Regions from separate parts of the Homo sapiens genome. Here regions 2 and 3 are each linked to region 1. A link is a contact called in ENCODE Hi-C or POLR2A ChIA-PET data. All regions are on one chromosome and are shown on one strand. The core of a region is the stretch at or near the end of the contact, and the rest is flanking DNA. Distances in the headings are between cores, read along the strand shown. Region 1 overlaps PCED1B (PC-esterase domain containing 1B). Region 2 holds the start of SLC38A4-AS1 (SLC38A4 antisense RNA 1). Region 3 overlaps SLC38A4-AS1 (SLC38A4 antisense RNA 1).

Evidence for each region. A loop is a pair of places that touch in the nucleus more often than their neighbours do. ChIA-PET counts read pairs that join two places held with the same protein, here RNA polymerase II (POLR2A). Pooled maps may share reads with other maps.
Region 2: a map of sigmoid colon shows a loop between it and region 1 (3-fold over the local background). The contact joins the promoter of SLC38A4-AS1 here to the enhancer-like site in region 1. A Hi-C loop is called at or near these places in 2 of 168 maps with a recorded cell type or tissue (chondrocyte and sigmoid colon) and 13 of 50 pooled maps. POLR2A ChIA-PET finds 5 or more read pairs at or near these places in 1 of 52 experiments (MCF 10A).
Region 3: POLR2A ChIA-PET joins it to region 1 with 10 read pairs in MCF 10A. The contact joins two enhancer-like sites. POLR2A ChIA-PET finds 5 or more read pairs at or near these places in 2 of 52 experiments (MCF 10A and PC-9).

Annotation. Positions count from the first base shown.
Region 1 is chr12:47,092,997-47,098,092 of GRCh38, forward strand. The region is part of intron 1 of PCED1B (PC-esterase domain containing 1B); the gene reads left to right. Among named protein-coding and RNA genes, the nearest start is that of AMIGO2, 16 kb to the left of the region's middle. Within about 2 kb of position 1,960, at least 3 of the 41 ENCODE cell types and tissues checked have a DNase peak (open chromatin) inside an H3K27ac peak, as active enhancers do; they include PC-9, where a contact is called at or near this core.
Region 2 is chr12:46,380,743-46,385,838 of GRCh38, forward strand. SLC38A4-AS1 (SLC38A4 antisense RNA 1) reads left to right here and starts at 2,934. Exons shown (of 4, transcript NR_125380.1): 1 at 2,934-2,953. RefSeq lists an enhancer at 2,298-2,805 and silencers at 2,360-2,719, 2,870-2,939.
Region 3 is chr12:46,428,517-46,433,612 of GRCh38, forward strand. All of the region lies in intron 2 of SLC38A4-AS1 (SLC38A4 antisense RNA 1), which reads left to right. It overlaps LOC124902923 (a long non-coding RNA gene), which reads right to left. Exons shown (of 2, transcript XR_007063284.1): 2 at 1,716-1,920. Among named protein-coding and RNA genes, the nearest start is that of SLC38A4-AS1, 47 kb to the left of the region's middle. RefSeq lists enhancers at 1,830-2,331, 1,870-2,164. Within about 2 kb of position 2,040, at least 11 of the 41 ENCODE cell types and tissues checked have a DNase peak (open chromatin) inside an H3K27ac peak, as active enhancers do; they include PC-9, where a contact is called at or near this core.

The DNA of each region.
Region 1 (5,096 bases), core at 710-3,209:
ACAATTTTTTTTAAGTCTGGAAAGCTCACCTTCTCTTTCTGTGTTCTGGAAGAATTATACAAGACAGCTGTTAATTTTTCCTTAAGTGTTTGGAAGAATTCACTGATAAACTATCTGAGCCCAGGCTTTTCTTTTTTAAAATAATGGGCTTAATTTTAAAAAAAAATACATCCTAAATTATTGATATTTTCATCTCTTCTCCTGTCAGTCTTGGTAAATTGTATTTTCAAAGAGTTTGTTTATTTCATCCAAATTGTCAAATTTATCAGCATAAATTTGTTTTAAGTTTCCTTTTATTGTCCTTTTGATGCTTGTATGATCTATAGTGATATCTCCTTTTTCATTGCTGTTGTTGCGAATTTGTTTTGTCTATTTTTTTTTCTTTTGATCAGTCTTCTTTAGATTTTGATGTTTTTAAACAACTGACTTTGGCTTTATTGTCTTTCTTATATGTTCCTTGGTTTTTGCTTTTATCTTTATCATTTCTTTTTGTAAGTTTGATTCCTGCTCTCTCTCTACTTTCTTGAAATTAACACTTAAATCATTGATTTTCAGGCTTTTTCCTTTCTAATATGGAATATAAGACTATATATTTCCTTCTAAGCACCATTTTAGTTTTTTCACATGATTTTTCAAATGTGATTTTTATTATTTAAGTTTAAGAACTAATTTCTGTTTTTTTTCTTTATCCCATGGATTATTTAGAGTATATTGTTTAATTTTGAGCACTTGGGTTTTTCCTGTTGTTGTTATTGATCTTTAGCTTAACTTCCACTGTGGTCAGAGAAGACATTCTGAAAGATGTCAATATTTTGAAATTGTTGAGACTTTTTTCTTGTTATGATATATTGATTGTAATAAATGTTCTTATGTTCTTTGTATACTTGAAGTGAATATGAAGTGGTCATTAGGTACCATTTTGCATACATGACATTAGATTACATATGTTAACTGTGCTGTTTATATCTTCTATATCCTTACTGATTTTTTTATTTTTCACTTTTTCTGCTATGTGTTTGAAAGAGATGCACTAATGCCTCCCACTGTGAGTGCTGATTTGTACATTTTTTTCTCATTGTTCTGTCCATTTTTGTTTAGTTTATTTTGAAGCTATATTATTAGGTGCACAGAGATTTAGGATTGTGCTCATTTCCTATTGGACTTATTTATTTATAATTATGAACTGTCTCACTTTATCTCTAATAATGTTTCTTGCCTTACAGTTCACATTGTCTGATATTAGTATAGCTAGACAGCTTTAGGAGCAGGGGCAGGTTTGTGTTTGCATGGTATATTTGGCTTTCCTTTCACATTAAACATTTCTTTTTATTAGATTTGAAGATTTGGGTTTGTTTTTTATCTAATCTGACAGTATTTTACTTCAAATTTAGCTTATTTACATTCAGTGTAATCACTGACATCATTGGGCTTATAGCTACCATCTTATTTTTCATTTTCTATTGTGCTCTTTTCTTTTATATTCCTTTTGTTGTCATTTTATGTTCTTTTTTTCGCCCTCTCTTTCCTCTATTTTTTTAATTATTCAAGGATTTCATTCTAAAAACTTGCAAGTTTTACTTCTTTAATTCTAATAGTAACTATCCTAGAGATTGCAATATATATCCTTGATTTATTACAGAATTATACAAATTATCTTTGCCACTCCTCTGATACTGTTAGACCCTTTGACCTTTTAAATGATTTATCCCTCCTGATTTTGTTCTTTTTGCCACACATCTTAGTTCTACATATATTTTATACTACAAACGACGTTATAATTACTGTCTTTTATAATCAATAGTGACTTACAAATATCCATGTTTACCCTCACCAGTGTTTTTTATTCCTTCCTTCATTTCCATGTTTTTCTGTCTGGAATTCTCTTTTCTTTCTCTCTCTCTTTCTTTTTTTTTTTTTTCTTTTTTGAGGCAGGTGTCTCACGTTTTGTCACACAAGCTGGAATGCAGTGGCGTGATCATGGCTCACTGCGGCCTCAACCTCCTGGGCTCAAGCAATCCTCCCACCTCGGCTTCCTGAGTAGCTGGGACTACTGGTGTGTGCCACTGTGCCCACAATTTTTTTTTTTTTTTTTTTTGTAGAGACAAGGTCTTGCTTTGTTGCCTAGGCTGAGATTATTTTCCTTCTGCCTGAAGAACATCCTTTAGTTTTCCTGAAAACATCTTTATTCTACTTTCATATTTGAAGGATATGATTGCAAGATATAATTCTAGTCTGGCAATTATTTTCTTTAAGCTCTTAAAGTTGACAATATTGTCTTCTCGCATCTATAATTTATGTTGATAAATCAACTGTGAATCTTATTGTTGCTTCTTTGAAGCTAATTTCTTTTTTTTCTTCTGGCTGCTTTTATGATTTTTCTCTTTATCTTTGGTTTTCAACAGTTTGACTATGATGTGGTTAGCTACAGTTTTCTTTATCTTGCTCCTTGTTCTTACATCAATACATAGATATTCTTATCCATTATCTCTTTGAATATTGCTTCTCCTCTATTCTCTCTCTCCTTTTTGGAACTCCAATTATATATATGTGAAAAGTTTCATGTGTATCTTGTTCTTGCCATTGTTTCCATTCTTTTTTCTCTTCCTGCTTCAGGAGTAGATACTTTCTATTTATCTGGGTTCCAGCTCACTGATCCAGCCCATTATTCACTAATTATGCTGTGTGTCATCTGCTGTAAACTTATCCATTTGAATTCCTAATTTCAAATATTTTTTCAGTGTTTAGAGTTCTAAAATATACATGTGATTTTTTCACAGATTCCAACCTTCTAGTGAAATTCTCCTTTTATTCATCATTTCACTATTTATTTTTCATGTTAATCATAAGTATTATAAATTCCTTTTCTGGTAACTCCAACTTTTGGCTCATTTGTGGGTCAGACAGATCTGAGAAGCTTGGTTTTTTTTTACTCTGTCTCAGGTACTTTATATTTAGTGTTTACATTCCTAGCCAGAGAAGCATTTATGTAAACACTCTCTATATTTAATGACTCAGTTTAAGAAAATGCTTACAATAATTGAGGTCTCCTTGTTTCTGAACCAAGTTTTATATCAGAAGACCACATCCTCATCTCGGGGAGAAGAGCGAGGAGAGTCATTGTCTAAGCATTCCTGAGCACTACGTCTGTGCTTCAGTGTTCCAGCCCCATGGAAAACCCATTTCTGTACAGTATCATATCCCATAGTTAATCATACTTTTAGATTTTTTAGGAATATTTTAGTGTCATTGCTATTTAGAGATTATCTGTATCTTATATTACACATTAGCTAAACATGCTCTGATAATATAAATGTTATTTGAGCTAATTAGATAAACTTTGATTTCAATAATTGTTCATCTTTAAAACTGATGCAGCTTTATTTTAGGACTAAAGGATTATTTATCTTCTTTATATATAATACACATTATATATTATATATTATATATGGATAGATATAATAGTAATGTAATGTGTACAGCTGTTCACATAAATTAATTCACCTATATTTAGCTTCCCCTGTATCCTGTCCTCTTAAGCACATTGAGGGCAGAGGCAGTTTTCTTGTATCTTGTCACTCTACAGCACCTAACACAATACCTTTCATAAACATAATCTGGGCTTAGCAAGTCTGTGGATTGGATTCACTTGCAAAATCTATCCATTGCTTTAAGAGAAACCAATATTTAAAAGTAGACTTTTCGTTAAAAGGATATTACAGATATTACTTGCTTTGTTTAATAATTATCTGCTTTGGAGATGTGTTTGCATTTTTAATGAGTGCTTTAATGAGCTTCTATTACATATATTAGAAAACAAACTTGGAATAGTGCCACTATGTAAGTTAACTCTGCTGGTTTAAAATATATTTGAGATGGAATTTGATTAAATAATTACCAAAAGTAGATATGTAAGACTGTATAAGATTGCTTTAGTAGCAAGATCAGGCAGCAATATTGATTTTTTAAATTAAGTACTAAATATACCCAGTCGAATTCAAACACTTACTAAATGATATTTTGCAATTTTCAAAAAGCCCTAACATTTAGCCCCTCAGTTGATTCCCTTAATAACTTGATAAATTAGGCAAAAAAGCAAAGAAGAAGAGGATCATGGAGAGCAAGGGATTTACCCACATTTACATTTATATTGGCAGAGTCAGGACTTGAACTGAAGTCTCCTGAGGCCTAATTTGATCTTCTATCTGTATCAACCAGAAATACCTAAAATAACTCATATGTCTATAAAGATAAATGTACCTGTAGAAAATACATCCCTCAAAACACACATTTAATTACAACTTCTTAAACGAGCACCCTCTTCCTTTTTCTTACAGCTCTTTATCCCTAGAGTTTAAAGAATCAAAACACACATAAACATCTCCCTAGAGCAAACATAGGGAGTTTCCTCATGACTGGAAGCCCACATTAAAGCCACGCCTAAGGGAAGAAGGGAAGGCAGGGCTGATAATATTTTGTTTATTTTAGTCCTTCTGCTTAGTTTTTGTTTGCAGGCACTGGACTGAACTTAGTTTTCAGAGCCAGAAATTATCATTGTTTGTGTATCTAAATTTGTTAATACTCTGCTTTTAGAAATTTTTATGTACAATGGATTCCAAGAGTATTTTGGGAACTTCTCAGTGGTGAAATCTAAACTGTGGTTCAGTGAAGAGCCGACAAACACAAACTGCAAAGAGCAGTTGGCACAGTACACTTTTGGAGGCTATACGACTCTTCTGCTCTTCTAGCACAAGGCACGGAGTAGGTGCTTGCTACAGTTTTCGGATGAATGAATGAAAAGTACCTTAGTCCCCAGCACTGTCTCCTCAGTTCACCCAAAGATTCCCTGTGATGGCCGTGCCACCATTACAGCAGCAGTTTATTTTCTGTGCAATTTGTAGAAGAAGAACCAGAAACCAAATTGTTACCCATGCTCCAAATTGTTATCCATGCTCCAAAGACTATTCTTGGTTTTATGCCATAGCAAATAAGGTCTTACCATTTCCAAGTAAGGCTAGCCACATGCCAGTCTGTGAAAAGGAGGCATTTGCTTTTGGGTAGTAGTTGACATGCTTTGGGGCATTTATGCTGCCTCCCCA
Region 2 (5,096 bases), core at 1,684-4,183, 710 kb before region 1:
GGCACAGGCCACCACGTCTGGCTAGGCTAATTTTTTGTAGAGACAGGTTTCAGCCAAGTTGCCCAGGCTGATCTCAAACTCCTGGGCTCAAGCAATCCACCACCTCAGCTTCTCAAAGTGCTGGGATTATAGGCATGAGCCACTGTGCCCAGCCAGAAAACATTTTATGGCAATAAACACAATATGCAATTGAAAGTGGCTTAAATAATGACACTATCTCACATAATAAGAAGTATGTAGAGAGCACAGTTCTGGGGTTAATTCTTGGCCCTGATACCTCCCTCCAAGACAAAGAGCTCATTATATTTTCACTTTGCTTTCTTCAACATGCTGGGGATCTCTCCCATCATGGTCACATGTTGGCTGCAGTGGTTTTAGGGGTCATAGGCAGACAGGACCACATCCATTGCAAAAGAAAGGAGCGTCATTTTGTGAGTTAATTTTATTTTGAGAGATAACATTTCCTGGAAATGCTGTTATTGTTGTCTCAGATCCCACTGGCCAGGACTGGAAAACATAGTAATGCCTAAAAAATATATTATATTGTAAATCCATATATTTGCAAGCATCAGTATTTTGTAAATGCATACCTCATTTTTCAGCAAGAAAAAGAAAATTAAGGGGCCCACAGAAACTCAGTCTTAAAAAAATTTAGAAATATGGCTGGGCGCGATGGCTCATGTCTGTAATCCCAGCACTTTGGGAGGTCGAGGCAGGCGGATCACCTGAGGTCAGGAGTTTGAGACCAGCCTGGCCAACATGGTGAAACCCCGTCTCTAGTAAAAATACAAAAATTAGCTGGGTGTGCTGGCAGGCGCCTGTAATCGCAGCTATTTGGGAGGCCAAGGCAGGAGAATTGCTTGAACCTGGGAGGCGGAGGTTGCAGTGAGCCAAGATCGCGTCATTGCACCGCAGCCTGGGCGACAAGAGCAACACTCCGTCTCAAAACAACAACAAAAAATTTAAAAAAATTTAGTTTTACAGATACTTTAGTACAAACATACCCAATTCTGTCAAGACTGAAGAACTTTCCAGGGACCTAGTATCAGAACTCTGTTTCTCCCATCTCCTTCCCAAATAAAAGAGGGGAAATAACGGCTTGACTAATGACCTTCTTGTGATACTTACCTGTTGGCCTTTTCATTTGACCCTGGAATGGTCTATTTTGCTAGGTGTAGTATATGCCAATGAATGTGAAAGAAAACAATGGCAGAGAGATGAAGGATTTATAGACAATGGTTCTTTGGCTAGGTAAACTGACACCTGCTAATTACCAATAAGTGTCTTGGAAAGTGAAATGTGAAAGCAAAATCACAGATACGATTCTCATATACATGCTTAAGGTTATTCAGAATGTGGTAAGGTCACAGCAACAATCAAGAATTAAGCTAAAAAACAAGCTGTGTATATTCTTAGTAAAGAAAATAGAAGTTTTATTGAAGTGCTCCATTGTTTTAAAAAATTAAAAATTTCAGATCCTTACAATTTTCCAAAACAGGATCATTAAAAAATACCTTTATTTTAATACTTGTTAGGGGTCTTCTTGTCTAAAGAGAAATGACAGTGACTGAAAGAAGGTGTGCTACCCAAAGCACTCGTAGGCCACGATGAACCTACATTCCTGGCCTTCAGTCAGTTTCCGGATCTTTCTTTGCCCAGGGCTAAGATACTGAAATAACGATTTATTAAAATTAACACACCTGCAATTCTGGTTCTTAGATGGGAACCATTTAATATATGGGCTTGGTTCTGAGATCTTTACTCAATAAAACTCCCAACTGTTTTGACTGACATCGTTGGCACTTCGTGACTGATTAAGGCACCTGCCTCCGGTTCCATGTCACTTCGTCTTGGGACACGTGGCGCTAATGCCACTTTTCAACCCCCCACCCCATTCAGCGACATTAACCCGGGCGACAGTCCAGGGCTAAACAGTTGCTGAAACAGTTAAATGTGTGTTTTATTGAGGTGAACCACGTACACAACAACCCCCTTTGAGTGAAACAATTTTGTTGTGTAACCATTTGTCACTTCTACATGGATGAGGTCAACGAAATCCTCAAAGTTGCTGTCTCAGGAATAAATTTTGTTCGTGGTTGGGAAAACGAAGTGGAGAATGTTATGGGATAGAGAAAATAGCTTATTTTCTCAGTGGTTAAGTGGGAGTGGGTAAAACACAATTGGCCTTGCATGTGCTTTGTTTAAACGGCGGTGCAGTAATTCTAAATGAGAAGACAAGACGCCCATCGTCACCGTCTTCTCCCTTTGTCTCACATTCCGCCCGGAGATGTGGGGGGTCTCACTCAATGCGGAACGGAGGTGGCGGGGGTGCGGCGCCCCAGAGGCGAAGGCGGAGGCGCCAGGACGCCGCTCCTGGCCTCTCAGGATACCAGCAGGCTACACGCAAGGTCGGGGGCAAGGCCGCGTGGCGGCTTGGAGCCGCGCGAAGGAAGCGAGGGCTGGCGGCCCCAGGGCAAAGGGGTCTGGCGGCGCCAGCCTGGGGCGCTGCAGCGGGCGGGGCGTGCGCAGCGCCGCTCCCCGGAGAGAAAGGAACCTCCGCAATGTCGGGGCCCGGCTGCGACCGGAAAACGGCGGGGGAAGAGAGAAAAGGAGGAGGGAGGGGGAAAAGGAGGTGGGGATACGAAGGAGCGGGGAGGCGGCGGGCGGGGCCTGCGGCGCGCAGCCCCAGTAGATCTCCGGAAATTTTCCACTAACGCTCCGAGCGCCAGAGCCGCCCGGGCGCAGCCCGCCTCTGCGCGCCCGCGACCCACGTGACGGTGATTCATTCGGCACCGCCTCCCCAGCCCGCGCGCGGACTTGGAGCCAAGAGTGGGAGCAGGGGTCGGGGGGAGGAGAAGGTGGAGGAGGAGGCGAAGAGGAGGCGGGGAGGAGGCGGGGAGGAGGGGGGAAGGGTTCGGGGAGAGGGAGGAGGGGAAGCAGAGGGGACGATGAGGTGCGGAGGCGTTGGCAGGTACCTGGGCCCCGCCGCCCGGGTGTGTGGGGGTCGGGTCGGGGGTCCAGCAAAGCCCCATCCAGTCGAGCCTGGGCAAGCTGAGAGGCTGTCGGGTGCGCTCCAGTTACGCTCCCCTGCGTCGTGGAAAACCTAGAGAGCCCTACAGCGTCAGGGCTAATCCCGGGACGCCTCGAGGCCCCGCGGAGTTTTCGCGAACGCGCCGGGCGGTGCAGGGATGTCCTGCTTGGGAGAGTGCAGGGTTGGAAGCGGGCACGCCCTGTTGGCAGCTGCCGGCGCTTGTGTACGTGGCTGCTGACGTGGAGAACTGTAGCTGTGGAAAGCCTGCGCCCCAAGGAGGGACGCGGGGGTGCAGTCGCGGCCCATTATCTGTGCCCGGGAAGTCCTGAAGGCTCTAGGAGCTGTCAGATTAAACCCCCAGACCCACAAGAAAATCCCTGAAGCTTCGGTGAGCGTGGGATTTGGCGTGCAGTTGGTTCCGTATGGTTCCCCATTAAGACTTGGAAGTCGGCTTACCAAGATTTCCTCTTACCCTTCGGCTGTGTTGAGTAGATATTACACAGACACCCCGCCCATGACTCTGCTCTTGCAGGAAAACATTTATTTCAAAAATACTGCAACGGTTTCATCTCTCATGTCCTTTTAGGTTCTTTCTAGTAATTGTGAACTTTTCCTCTCAAGTCATTCCATCAAAGTCTTGGAAGCAAATGAAAAAAACATACTACCCTGAAATAGAGTTCACATCTTTCTTTACCAACTTGCCTTTCCCAGGAAGACATCGTGGTGGGTTTGCAGTTCAGGTTTCCTCACAGCCTCTCCTGGGGGTCTTTTTCCCTCTCTGGTACCTTGAGGCATAGGACAGAAGGGAGCTGCTGAAGTTTCTGGATGTCGCTTATTTTTCACATTTGTTTTAACTTCTTTTGGCCAGAACTGTGTATTGTTTTCGCATAGATTTCTGCAATTAGAATTATTGTAATTAGAAAGAATAATAATCTTCATATAAGGCTTAGGGTACGCACTACTTTAAGGTCTTTGTAAATGTGTGCATATTCATTTCTCTCATCAACTCTGAGGTAGGGGCTATTCTTACCCCATTATTGACCTTTTACAAATGAGGAAACTGATGCTTGGAGAAGTTAGATAACTCGCCCAAGGCCATTCCTTCTCTAAGAGGAGGAACTGGAATTTGACCCCAAACTGTCAGGTAAATCCAATGCTTTGTTCACTATGCAATAGAAATTCTTTATTAATAAATTTAATTGTGTTGAAATATTAAGTTTACATTTTGGTGGGATTTTCCCCCTCGTTTTATTAAAGTGGCCTTCCTGAATTTTATTGTGGAGGGATGTTTAAAGTTAGTTTGGGTAGAAAGCCACACACAATTGTAAAAAGGAAGTCTTATGAAGAAATCATGCATTCCAAGGCAGTGTTACATTTTTCTTAAAGGGTAGATTATTGAAATATTTGACCTAAGAACTCATTTTTTTTCTCAGGAGAAAGGTTTGTCTTCATACACCTTTAGCCCCGAGCAAATGGTGAATCCTCCAGGAGAATGACGATGAGGCTTTTTAGTCTTCAGGGTTCGATAAATATATATCGATTGAAATGTATTCAAAAAGTGAATACCCTTGAAAGGACGATGACATAATGCCAAATGAAAAGGAAATTTCCCAAAGAAACCTAAATAATGGATAGATTTGATAGCAAGATACTACTGGTTTTTTCCTTCTGGAACCTTCTTTTCTGCACTTGAAACCTTCCCTGTCCAGCCAAGACTGGGTTAGAAGCTCCTTTTGTGTGTTCGTGTGGCACCCAAGGTCTGCCCCTGTAGTGGTACTGACCACGGTGTATTCTCGTGGCCTGTTCACCTGGCTGTGCTTCCCAGGAGAGTAAGTGCCTGGAAGAGCAGGCATTCTGTCAGGCTCAACAGAGTGCAACAGCGTGTCCCCAGGGCTCAGGACAGTTGTTTGTCCTAGAGCTATGGGAGTTATTGAGCTAAGCAATACTTGTTAAAAGCATGAGCTTACACAATTGATCAGCCATGTCTTGTTAGGATGTACTGAATTGGAATTTAGCAGAAACTGGGAGAGCAATGTCCCCGTCAGGAAATGTCTGTTCAATCTTG
Region 3 (5,096 bases), core at 790-3,289, 660 kb before region 1:
TAATCATAAGAGAGACACAGGCCAGGTGCAGTGGCCCACGCCTGTAATCCCAGCACTTTGGGAGGCCGAGGCAGATCACCTGAGGTCAGGAGTTTGAGACCAGCCTGGCCAACATGGCAAAACCCCATCTCTACTAAAAGTACAAAAATTAACCGAGTGTGGTGTGGTGGTGCATGCCTGTAGTCCAAGCTCCTCGGGAGGCTAAAGCAGGAGAATTGCTTGAACCTGGGAGTTGGAGATTGCAGTGAGCTGAGATCGTGCCATTGCACTCCAGCCTGGGTTACAGATGGAGCGAGACTCTGTCTCAAAAAAAAAAAAGAGACACACACACAAATGTAAACCATAATGAGATACTATCTCACACCAATCAGAGTGGCTATTATCAGAATTTCAGAAAACAACAGATACTGGCAAGAATGAAGATAAAAGAGAATGCTTATACACTGCTGGTGGGAATGCAAATGAATTCACCGCCTGTGGAAAGCAGTTCGAAGATTTCTCAAAGAACTAATAATAGAACTACCATTCAACCCAGCAATCCCATTACTGGGTATATACCCAAAGGAAAATAAATCGTTCCACCAAAAAGACACCTGCACTGCTATGCTTACCATGGCACTATTCACAATAGCAAAGACATGGAATCAACCTAGGTGCCCACCAGCGGTAGACTGGACTAAAAAAATGTGGTGAATATCCACCAGGTTCACAATGCAGCCACAGAGAAGAATGTATTCATGCCCTTTGCAGTAACGTAGATGCATCTGGAGGCCATTATCCTAAGTAAATTAATGCAGAAACAAAACCAAATACCACATGTTCTTACTTTTAAGTGGGAGCTAAACATTGGGTACACTTGGACACAAAGATGGGAAAAATAGACACTGGGGATTCCAAAAGGAGGGAGAGACAGAGGGAGCAAGGGTACTATGTTCACTACTTGGTTTATGGGATCATTAGAAGCTCAAACTTTAGCATCAGGTATTATACCCATGTAATAAACCTGCACATATACCTCTTGAATTTAAAATTAAAAGCAAATAAATAAATGAAAGAATTGGGCATAACCCTCAAAAAAATTCCAGAATGTGGGGCACTACTCTGGTCTCTTCAGGTCAGTGGGATGGGAAAAAGAGCAGGTGATGGGGCACAGGGGGAGCTATATTAAGATAAACTAAACTTGAGAGATGTAAACATGAAAACAATGTGTAATTCCGTATTGGATCCTGTTGGGAGAACAAGTTTGAGGGACAATTGGGATTCTGAATAAGGACTAGATATTAGAATTATTATTATAGGAATCCCTAAATTTTTAGGAGTGATAATGGTATTGTGGCTATGTTAAGAAAACTCCCTAATTTTTAAAAGATGCATGCCAAGAGGTTTACGAGGGAGGCATGCTATTATCTATAATTTACTTTGAAATGGTTCAGTAAACAAATGAAAAATAGAAGGATGAATGGATGGTTTGATGAATAAATGGAATAAATGTGGCAAAATATTAAAAAACTGTTCTCATATGCAATTGCTTATGAATCAGACTTAGTTTAGTAAAAACCAAACAGCAAGATAAAATAAATTGGATACTGAGGTTATTTTTAGATTTGTTATTACTGTCATGAATAATCTTCAATTTCAAATTTATGTTCCTTAAAACTTATTGTTACCATTGATTAATCTTATAATATATGTTACAAAGTTGAACTGATAAAATATTCTAATAAAATATTTATTTTGCTGTCTTTTATGTTGTAGATCCACATAAGGTATTCTTTGAAAACCCAGTTTAGTTCACAAGAAAAATGGAAAACAGATTTAGTCTTCTTGCCTTTTACGTTGCAGACATAGAACTTGTCATTGTAAATGCAGTGTCAGTAGGTCAATGACCCAAAAGTCCCCGTTCTTTGTGCTGAAAAATATCTGCAGAGAGGGAATGTTAGATTTCTGTAAGTGAAATTCTGAACAATACTAATTGTTTGCTTACCTGCAATGTATGGGTTGTTAAGATAAAACAGGGTGGGAACCTGATCTACCCAGGCATATCTTTCATGTGAATGTGAAGGAAATGATTCATTGACAACCCCAAAGACCTTGCTGGGAAAACACAGCTCAGTATTGCATCATCAAGCATTTGAAAACAAAGTGTCAGGAAACAGTTTAGAAATCAGTCTCTATCACTTTCTCTTATTAACTAGTTGTTTGTATTAATAAGAGTAACCACCACTTGTGTTTTGTTTTGTAGTTTATTAAGTGTATTTGTGATAACTTTTGGAAGTAGTAAGGTAGGTCTCATTACTCATTTTTCAGGTGAGGAAAATGAGGCTCCCAGATTTTCAGTGACTTGTTCAGGATTACACAGGCTGAAAGTGGAAGATCCATGTATTACTACATCTGGGTCTACCTAGGAAATGGGAGGGCATCAATTGTGTAATATAATCTCATAGAAACTCGGTTTTCTGAGCTCTAAGGAGGGCATAATGCTTATTTTACAGTATTGTTATAAAAATAACATGAAATTATATAAAGAAGACATCTAGGTCAGTATTTTCATATACATGGAGTTCGGTACATATTTAGTCCTTTTTTTTTTTTTTTTTTTTAGATGGGGCCTTGCTCTGTTGCCCAGGCTGGAGGGCAATGGCACAATCTCAGCTCACTGCAACCTCCACGTCCCAGGTTCAAGTGATTTTCCTGCCTCAGTCTCCTGAGTAGCTGGGATTACAGGCGCCCACCACCACGCCCAGCTAATTTTTGTATTTTTGGTAGAGATGGGGTTTTCCATGTTGGCCAGGCTGGTCTTGAACTCCTGACCTCAGGTAATCCGCCTGCCTTGGCCTCCCAAAGTGCTGGGATTACAGGCGTGAGCCACTGCGCCCGGCCCTTTTTTTTTTTTTTTTTTTTTTTTGAGACAGGGTCTTACTCTGTTGCTGAGGCTGGAGTGCAGTGGTGTGATCTCGGCTCACAACAGCCTTGACCTCCTGAGCGTAAGTGATGCTCCCACTTCAGCCTCCCAAGCAGCTGGCACTACAGGCACATGCCACCACACCCAGCTAAATGAGGCACCTGGCCTCATTTACTTTTTAGTGCCATGTTTATAGTCCTGTAGCTGTAATCTTAATCTGTACCTTAAATTTTCCACTGTCTAATTCCTTATATACCATCTTAGTAAGTTACAGTATTGCTATATTGAATCTTCAGTATAGTACTTTTCCAGGAGACTAACTGACAGCAAGCTTCTCTTGCTATTTTAGTTACTAATTCCTTCCCCCACTTTTGGGCAAAAGGCCAAGAGTATTTTGAGGAGATTAAGATGAACCTACAATTTATTGAATCATACCATTAAATAGAGTCAGAGTGAAGTTATAATACATTTGCAAAGTGACATATCTAAAGGGGCAGTAAGCAGCAGACGTAAGCAAAGTCATAGAAATCCATTTATCTGCCAACACATTTATGTAAGAAATTACACTACTGGTCAGGAATTTCCTGCTGTATGTCATTTTTTTTTTTTCTTATGGAACTTTTCAATAGCTTGTAATGGGCTGTTGTGCCTCCTCTTCAGGCTTGGCTGTTATCAGTGCCACTCAGATATCCCTTCCTATTCAGTGTGGAGTGCTTTGTGACACTTATGAATGGGTGCACCTATTTTTTAACTATTAGAATGTTGATTTATATCACAGAAGACTCATCATTTCTGCTTCCCTACACATAGGCCTGTTGTAAGAATTTACTGGTTTCAAACATGTATTAATTATATGAACTTGCAGGAAAAGAATGCCATAAAATTGAAAGCTACATGTGAGTTTTATAAGAGATAATTTTCTACCAAAATAATATGCAAAGGTAATAATTGGGGAAAATTTCTAGGCAGATGGGGAAAGAAATTCAAGTGTTTCTAATTATGTAGATAATGCTGAGTGAAAGGAAGAGCACTGTAGAAGGAATACTTGATGTGTAGCAGAAAACCAGAGTTTGAGTCTAGGCTCTGCCGTCTGCTAGATGAGCGTGGGCAAGACACCTAGGGCTGCAGTCTCATATACTTCAGCTGTAGAAATGGCCACTGAATCATATTTCTTAACCTCTGTTTTATTTTATTAGGAAAAATGTAACACCCCAGGAAATTTTAGTTTGCAGACGTGGTGTAAAACTTTACTTATGCAGCCTTATTTCAGTACGCTTGCGTATACAATCGAAGTATTTAGCACTTCAATGTTTGCAGAGATAATTGGCAAATAGAAAGTAATATAAAATAAATAAGTAGATTTAATGTTTTCTAATTTTCAATGGAGAAATATGGTTATATATATTTTTAAATTAGATTCAGCAGTAGGAGATTCAATGAATTACTTAGCCTCCTAAACATAAATCAGCTTCATCCTTCTCCTTTTTTTTTTTCAATTTTATATCAACAAACTGCCAGGAATGAGAGAAAAATTAATATTTCCTGAGAATGACTTTTGCATCAGTTGCATGCAACTGTTGTAAATTGTATCCTATCAGATATTTTGATTCACCTGAATTAAAACTTCTGATATATTATACCGGCCTAAAGATTAAAAAAAATTTTCTGACTTTCTTTCAGACCTTAAAAATGGATTTAATTTCCAGAAATGCAAGTGTGGGTAAATACAGAGATTATAATGAAATGCTTCATTGTGCTAATGGATAAAAGGGGAAAATCAACTAGAAGTATGTGCTTTTGGGAAGGAAAGGACAAAATTATTACTCTCAGTAGGTGATACAATTGTCTATTTAGTAAAACTACAAAATCAATTGTAATACTTTTTGAAACAATAAAAAATTTAGTAAAAAGACAAGTTAAAAGTTAAAATATATGAAACTCAATAGCTTTCTTATATACCAAACATTACCAATAATAAAATATAAAGGAAAAAGAAATTTATTCTCACTAGAACATACACTGCATGAGGACAGAAACCATTTTTTTTTCACAGCTGCATCCCCAGCTCCTATAACAGGGTCTGACACATAGTAGACACCATAAACATTTGTTGTGTAAATGAATTCGTGGTAACAAAATATCACAAAATTATTAAGAATATTCTTAATATGAAATTCATAGGATCTTTAATCCT